Linked DNA regions of Mus musculus: regions 1 and 3 are each linked to region 2. The links are chromatin loops, found by intact Hi-C in ENCODE. Cell type or tissue: heart. All regions are shown on one strand.

Evidence for each region. Hi-C counts contacts between places; a loop is a spot of excess contacts. Peaks named below come from ENCODE experiments on the same cell type or tissue, not always from the same donor. Only the 100,000 strongest peaks of a DNase experiment are listed, where the experiment ranks them.
Region 1: it touches region 2 in a loop (2.2-fold over the local background); 4 of 42 quality-filtered maps call a loop at or near these places.
Region 3: a loop joins it to region 2, with 2.2 times the contacts of the local background. A loop is called at or near these places in 5 of 42 quality-filtered maps.

Annotation. Positions count from the first base shown.
Region 1 is chr2:34,824,847-34,827,346 of GRCm38, reverse strand. Fbxw2 (F-box and WD-40 domain protein 2) reads left to right here and starts at 1,112. Exons shown (of 8, transcript NM_013890.4): 1 at 1,112-1,175; 2 at 1,277-1,385. It also overlaps a transcript of Gm34653 not described here. In heart, no CTCF peak of the experiment used is centred here; a DNase peak (open chromatin) is centred at 1,106; H3K4me3 peaks cover 1,883 bases; H3K27ac peaks cover 1,343 bases.
Region 2 is chr2:34,904,110-34,906,609 of GRCm38, reverse strand. It overlaps Phf19 (PHD finger protein 19), which reads left to right. Exons shown (of 15, transcript NM_028716.4): 5 at 52-152; 6 at 1,012-1,160; 7 at 2,460-2,500. Among named protein-coding and RNA genes, the nearest start is that of Phf19, 8.6 kb to the left of the region's middle. In heart, no CTCF peak of the experiment used is centred here; DNase peaks (open chromatin) are centred at 1,409 and 2,419; H3K4me3 peaks cover 1,372 bases; H3K27ac peaks cover 1,410 bases.
Region 3 is chr2:34,798,792-34,801,291 of GRCm38, reverse strand. Rabepk (Rab9 effector protein with kelch motifs) reads left to right here and starts at 1,380. Exons shown (of 8, transcript NM_145522.4): 1 at 1,380-1,541. The coding sequence starts at 1,524. In heart, no CTCF peak of the experiment used is centred here; a DNase peak (open chromatin) is centred at 1,511; H3K4me3 peaks cover 1,743 bases; H3K27ac peaks cover 1,602 bases.

The DNA.
Region 1 (2,500 bases), 79 kb after region 2:
TTGACCGGAGTGAGCAGAGGTCCTAAATTCAATTCCCATCATCCACATGAAGGCTCACAACTACAGCGTACTCATACGCATAAAATAAATAACTCTTAAAAAAAACCCTAGCCGGGCGTGGTGGCGCACGCCTTTAATCCCAGCACTCGGGAGGCAGAGGCAGGGGGATTTCTGAGTTCGAGGCCAACCTGGTCTACAAAGTGAGCTCCAGGACAGCCAGGGCTACACAGAGAAACCCTGTCTCGAAAACCCAAAAAAAAAAAAAAAAAAAAAAAAAAAACCCAAGGGAAACAAAAGCTTTAAATAGGAAAAACAAAAACAAACAAACCAAAAACTGGGCAATGATGGCGCACACCATTCATTAGTCCCAAGCTATTGGGAGAGGCAGGCAGATCTTTGAGTTCAAGACCAGCTTGGTCTACAGAGCGAGGTCCCGGTCAGCCAGAGTTACAGAAAAACCTTGTCCCATCAAACAGACAGGCAAAGCTTTCACACAGCAGCATTTATAGAGCTTCTTGCTTACCACTTCTATCTGGGGGGACTAAAGGCTTCACGCTAGTTAGCTGATATGTAACAAGCGCTTCGGAGAACAGCTGTCTCCGTGGCTAAGTGGCCACGTTTGGACAGCGTGCATGTATGTCCTGGGATTCGAGCTTAACCCAGCCCCTACCCAACTCCCTTACCATGTTTTGTCCTTGCTTCCTGCAGTATACTTTGTTATTTGTCCTGTCTTCCTCCTACGACTAGACATAGACCTCGCGCAGTTAGGGATTTGTTCAGCTGTGTCAGAATCGTGTTTGGGAGGTGCCAGGTGTCAATGGGCTGTTTGAATATCGTCACATGTGGATTTGGAGCCTTAGCCCTTTCTCTCCTGTGAAATATTACCCTAACTTGGTTAAAAAAAAAAAGTAGATGAGGAAAATAAACATTGTGCAAATCTAGAGGTCCACCTTGCTCAGGATCATAAGGTGTAAGCGCAGACGGTGGTACAGCACATGTTCGGCCCTTTTCCACAGTCGGGGCCATTCTTTCCCAGGTACTTGGAGGGCAGAGACGGAAGTAGAGCCGCTTCCGCCCGACGCTGGGCGCCGGAATGGCGCGCGGAGATGACGCAGCAGCACCGGAAGCCGCTCCCCTGTGAGGCTGCGGACCCAGAGCAGCGGCCGTAGGTCCAGGTCTGTATTTGCGATTGGCCGGGCCGGGCTGGACAGGAATCCCCAGCGCCCGCGGCGTTACTGACCCGCCGCCCCGGCCTGTTTTCTCCCTTTCCCCGCAGGCGCCATGGCTGTGGAGCGGACCCGGCCGCTGCGACGCTCTGGCGGCCCGAGCGCGCCTAGTCGGTGTGAGCCCGGCGCGAGGTCCCGGGCCCCGGGGCGCTCGCTCAGGTCAGTGCCGCGCGGAACACGGCTCCAGGAGCAGGGGACCAAGGGAGTCACGAACGGGCTGAGAGACTCGGAGTTAATTTTAGACAGGAAAATTAGAGCTAAGAGTTCCTGCCTTCTGGTGCTTCGGTTTTTCCTAGCCGCGAAACGAGTTAACATTGATGCCCCAAGGCTAGCACTTTAATTAATTAAAGATGATGAAATGTGGACAGGTGGTTTATAAAATGCAGAACGTAGTAGTATGTGTAGGAAGGCACCATGCTTGTGTGTATGCCTTGAAAACAGGTGTGTATTTGAGATGATGCTTCTTTTTAAAAGGGGAGAAATGACAGTATTAGTACTACATTATAACAGTAACTGGCATTTATTGTAGGCTTATAGTGTGCCAGATACTGTACAGAACGCTGTTTAACCCTAACAATCTTGTAGGTAAAACAGTACCAGGCGACAGTTTACAAGTGAGGAAATTTGGCTTGAAACACAAGAAATGATTTGCCCATGGTTACCCAACAAGTGAAATTTCAGAGCCCGTGTTTTATAAACATTATTTGTATTCTTTCAAAGGTTTAAAAGATTAGTCTCTAAATTAATGGCTTTTAGGCCAAGGGTGGTTGTGGACTCCAGCAGTCCCAGCACTCCAGTCTTGTGAATTGTGAGACCAGTCTGGGCTTCACTGCAAAAGCCTGTCTCAAAAAACAAAATAAAACAAAAAGCAAAACAAAAAGGAACAGTAAAAACAATTTTCTAAATATCACAAGCAAAAGGAGGAAAAGATCTTTACAATAGTGTAGTCACATGGTTTTAAATACAAAAAGATGTTTTGTTAAAAGGGACTTCATCCCTTTTCTTTCCAGTTCTCTCTTGAAGCAATATTTAATCAGCTTCCTCAATATTCACAGAATACTTTTCTGTACACATAATCCTCTGTGTAGACCAGACTGGCCTCAAACTCACAGAGCCTGCTTCTGCCTCCGAGGGCTGGGATTAAAGGCATGTATCACCACGCCTGGCCTACCTTTTAACTGGTTGTGAAAGGGGAGGCAAGGAGACAACCTTCCCAACAACAATGAGTATTTATTTTTTGTTCTTTAAAAAAATGATTTTTAGTGTGTCTATAT
Region 2 (2,500 bases):
GCCACTGTTCCCTTGTGAGTGAGTGATTCGCAATCCCCACCTTCACCCCAGGTTACCACCAACAGTGCCACATCCCCATCGCAGTTGATGCCAACTGGCCCCTCCTCACTCATTGGTTCTGCCGACGCTGCATTTTCGCACTGGCTGTGAGGGTGAGCACCTCCCTACCCCCACCCCCAGTCCCACCCCCCACCCCCAGCCCTTGCCTTCCGACTGGCCAGACCAGAGCCCCAGAGACTCAGGCCTGAGACTTCATTGCTGATGCTGTACTCTAGGCAGAAGGGCTTCACTTGGTCCATGGAGACACAGGGTGCTCACTGTCTTAGACCAGATTTCAGAATCTCTCTAAACCTCAAGTTTCCCCAACCATAAAATGGACAGTTTTGTGTCAGTAGGAGGTCCCCAATAAAGGGCCATGTGCTATTAAAAGACAATGATATGTACCTGCCCCTAACACGTGGTATTATTTTTATTACTTCTTTTGTTTGGTTGGTTGGTTGGTTGGTTTTGTTTTTTGTTGTTGTTGTTTTGTTTTGTTTTGTTGTTTGTTTTTGGGTTTTTTGTTTGTTTGTTTGTTTTTTGGTTTTTCGAGACAGGGTTTCTCTGTATAGCCCTAGCTGTCCTGGAACTCATTTTGTAGACCAGGCTGGCCTCGAACTTAGAAATTCGCCTGCCTCTGCTTCCCGAGTGCTGGGATTAAAGGCATGTGCCACCACGCCCGGCTACTTCTTTTTTTTTTTTTTTAACTCTTGTTAAGATAAATATATTCTTTCACAGACTCTGTGTGTGTGTGTGTGTGTGTGTGTGTGTGTGTGTGTGTCCTTACTACAACTGATGCTATTAATGAATATCTCTAAGGGGAACAGGATGGGTTTAGGATTGGTAAGAAAAAGTTCCTCGTTTTTCTGATGCTCATAAAATGCCTGCGTCTCCCCAAACCCTGGCAGCATTTCTCCTGATAGCTATGTGCTGACAGGTGTGGTTGGTGACCTGGACTTTATCTCCCCCTAGAAAGGTGGCGCTTTGAAGAAAGGCGCCATCGCCAAGACGCTGCAGGCAGTGAAAATGGTGCTGTCCTACCAGCCGGAGGAACTCGATTGGGACTCGCCCCATCGCACTAACCAGCAGCAATGCTACTGCTACTGCGGCGGGCCTGGAGAGTAAGGCTACAGAGCGGGGCACGTGGGACTGCAGGGTGGGACTGACAGGCTCCGGGAGAACCTCAACTCAGGGGGCGGAGCCTGAGTGACAGCCTGAGGGGCGGGGCGGGCTTGAGTAACTGGCTCTGGAGGCGGAACCTGGAGGGGCGCACTCCAAGTGACAGCTTAGAGGCGGGGCCTGAGCGTCAGACTCTGGAGGGGTTAACTTGGAGTGACAGCTGGGCTGTGGGGTGTGAGCGTCTGGAGGCGGGATCTGGAGGGGCGGACCTGGAGCCATGGGGCGGGGCCTTAGTGTCACGCTGTAGAGGCGGGACCTAGAGAAATTTGACAGCTCAGGGGCGGGGTCCGAGTGTCAGACTGTGAAGGCGGGATCTAGAGAGGTGGACCCAGAGTGACAGCTGCGAGGCGGGGCTTTAGTGTCAGGCCTTGGAGGCGTGTCTTGGATGGGCAAATCCAGAGTGCCAGCTGAGTATTAGGTCTAGGGAGGACGGGCCTGAAAGTGACAGTCGGAAGGGTGGAGCCTAGGTGTCAGGCCATGGAGGCGGTATCTGGAGGGGCGGATCCGCGATGTCATTTTAGGGAGGGCAGATTTTAATGTTGAGGCTGTGTCACTTTGCAGGAGGCTTCAGGAGGGAGACCCAGAGTGGTCTGTGAGGGCCAAGCTTTAGAGGCGGGCCCAGGGGGTAGAATAGCTGCCATAAAGCAGGTCTGGTCCCAGGGGAGCCAGGAGAGTTACCTAGGAGTCTTAAGAGAAGGGCCCTGAAAGTAGGCTCAGAGAGAACATGTACAGATAGCAATGGAGAGTAGAAGACGGAGTGCTTTTCTTGGAGTCGCCTGAGAAAGGTGGAAGTAATGAGACAGCTAAGAGCCTAGACTTGACAAATGTCCATTACCTGGCACAGAACTTTGCCAGCTGTGCCTTCCTGGATTCACAGTTCACTTACTAGTGTTTCTTTGTGTGGTTGTGAGCATCGGGAACTATATAAAAGCTCACATGGGCTGGGAATTGATAATCAGCCACTGGTGGTGGAGGAGATTCTTGTCTTGCTGAGGGGCCAGAATCTGGTCTAGCTTGCCAACCTGGGCCTCTAAGGACAGTGAAACCTGCTCCTTTGGGCTGTCTGCACAGAGGCAGGATATCTACCCTCAGTAGATGGCAGACTGCTCCTCCCCCGGTCCTGAGTTTTAGAGTGTCTGGAAGCTATGTTTATGGCCCAGCTAGCCTCTGACTTTGCCATTTGAACTACTTCATCTGTCAAATGGGCTGTGATGGCTGACCTAGCTCTTCTGTGCCTCCAGGTGGTACCTTCGGATGCTACAGTGCTACCGGTGTAGGCAGT
Region 3 (2,500 bases), 110 kb after region 2:
GCTCTTCCGAAGGTCCCAAGTTCAAATCCCAGCAACCATATGGTGGCTCACAACCACCCGTAATGAGATCTGACACCCTCTTCTGGTGTGCCTGAAGACAGCTACAGTGTACTTACATATAATAAATAAATCTTAAAAAAAAAAAAAAAAGAAAGCAGAGTGAGTGCATACCTCTAAATTCTTTGGCAGTCTATGGGAGCTTTCTGATAATTACAGGCAATCACAAAGACTCAGGTATTGGAAATATAATGGCAAAGTTGTGAAGAGAGCTGTAGCCCAATTTTACTTTGTCCATGAATTTTGGTTATATTTTCAAGTAACTAAATAAATAAATTGGAGTGGGAGCATTGTAAATCTTTTCTGTAAATCACAGCATTTGTATGGTGGAGGCAGCAGAATCAGGAGTTCAAGACCATCCTCAGGTATACAGTGAGATGGGAGGCAAGCCTGGACTGCATGAGACCCTGTCTCAAAATTAAAACCCAAGTTTTTCTTTTACTTGCACTAGTAAATTCTCTAGACAGCTGTGTTCCGATATTGCTATTCCCATTCTATCTATGAGTAAACTAGGGTTCAGAGAGGAGCAGACTCGTCAGACATTTCCCATTTAGTGCGGGAGCTTGTTTGAAGCCAGTCTGTCTTCCCTCTCCCACTAAAGACACACTACTTCTGTTTCTAGGCTGTCTTGAGTTCTGAGGGAAGTTAGTGAGCTCAGAGTATGGTACTCTGTTCACACATAGGCACATAGGCGAGCTATCTTTGTTTTAGGAAAGTCACGGGGCACCTATAGCTAGGACATAGATCAGAGAGGATGCAGATGAAGCTGTCAACAGAGGTAGTTTGTGTCTAGATAAAAATAATCACGGCTTTTACAAAGGACCAGCTCTGGGCCTCCATAAAAATTCCCGACTACAACCTCTATGGAAATCTTAAAATTTGTGTGTCGCTGAGAGAAGACACCAAAAGTATTAATAACTTTCCCCAAGAACATACAGTGTCAATGAACTTTTTATTCTTCAGCGTTTACAATAGGACCTCCTAGTTGTCCTTCGTGTTTAATCTCTCTGCTCAGCCTGTGAGCTCCCGGAAAGCCCAGGGCCTGTGGTCTGGAACGTGCTGTAACCACAAACAGCGATTATGGAAATAACCCGCTTTAGGATCCACAGTTTGAACCAACCTCAAACCTGCACAGGCAAAACCTAGCATCCTATGGCATGCAGGAAATCTCACTCGGGAGCCTGAAGCAGAATTCAAGGTCAGCCTGGCTTACGTGAGTTCCAACCCATCCTTCCCCTTCAGAAGTCACTACTAAGGACTGCTGTAACAAACTCCGTCGGGACCCGAAATTGGAGTTATGGACCGGATGCCAACCAGTACGCAGAGTTCCGGGAGGCCCTGACTAAGTTTGGCGCGTAGTCCCGGAGACCCGGAGGCGTAGAGCGGTTGGCCTGGACGCGCTTCCGGGACTGGGGAAGAGGACGGGCTCCTAAGCTCCGCCCCATGGGTGGAGCCACGTCCAGGACATGCGGGGGCTGCGGCAGGTAATAGGTGCTGGGCTGGAGGTCTCTTAAGGCAGTAGGCTTGAACTGGGTGGGAGGGGTAGTACCCATGGTCTCCGGCCGGTCAGTTTTGGGGAAAGCTGGCAGCCATTTCTCCCTGACCCCGACTTCTTTCGCGCGGAGATGTGGCCGGCAGAGGGGACGCAAAGGAGGTGGCTAGGAGAGTCCCCGCCACGCCGGCCCCTCTAAGCTCTGGGCTGACCCTGTGGTCATTAGCCTAGCCCGCTTGTGGGCCTCATCGGCCCAACTCTCCTTTAATTCCCTTTCTTCATTCGTTTGTCCTTCACTTCTACACTCTGCAGGTCCATTGGTAAGTTATCGGAATGAATCAGAAGGCCGGACATGCTAACATTTTGGAATCTAGTTTCGATACTTTTCTGTTACTTTTATTTTGAGACAAGTCTCACTGTGTAGCTCAAGCTGGCCTCTGCTGCCTCAAGCCTCTCTAGTGCCATGTAGTGCACCACCATGCCTGGCCGATTACAGACTTTTAAATAGATAGTTACATTCAGGGATGTAAGGGTGTAGTTCAATTGGTAGACTGCCTGCCTATCGAGAACTTAGCCCTGGGTTTGATCTCCAGAAGGCATAAAAAGGTATGGTGGTGTTTGCCTGTAATTCCAGCTTTTGGGAGGTGGCAGCAAGAGAAGCAGAAGTTCAGGGTCATCCTTGGCTACATAATGAGTGGGGGCTAGCCTAAGGTACATAAGACCGTGTCTCTAAATGAGTAATGAGTTTAAAAGAAAAGATAATTACGTTCAGAATGACTCCTGTAATATGGTGGTTAAATGGATACAGTCATATATATTGTGGTCTAAACCCAAGTCCTGATTAAGCCTTCCTGCCGAGGGTGTATGTGATGTATATTGCTAATCCCTGAGGCAGGAGCAGTAACTTGAGAGACTGGAAAGGGGTAATCTCTTTAAATAACCTTTGAAATT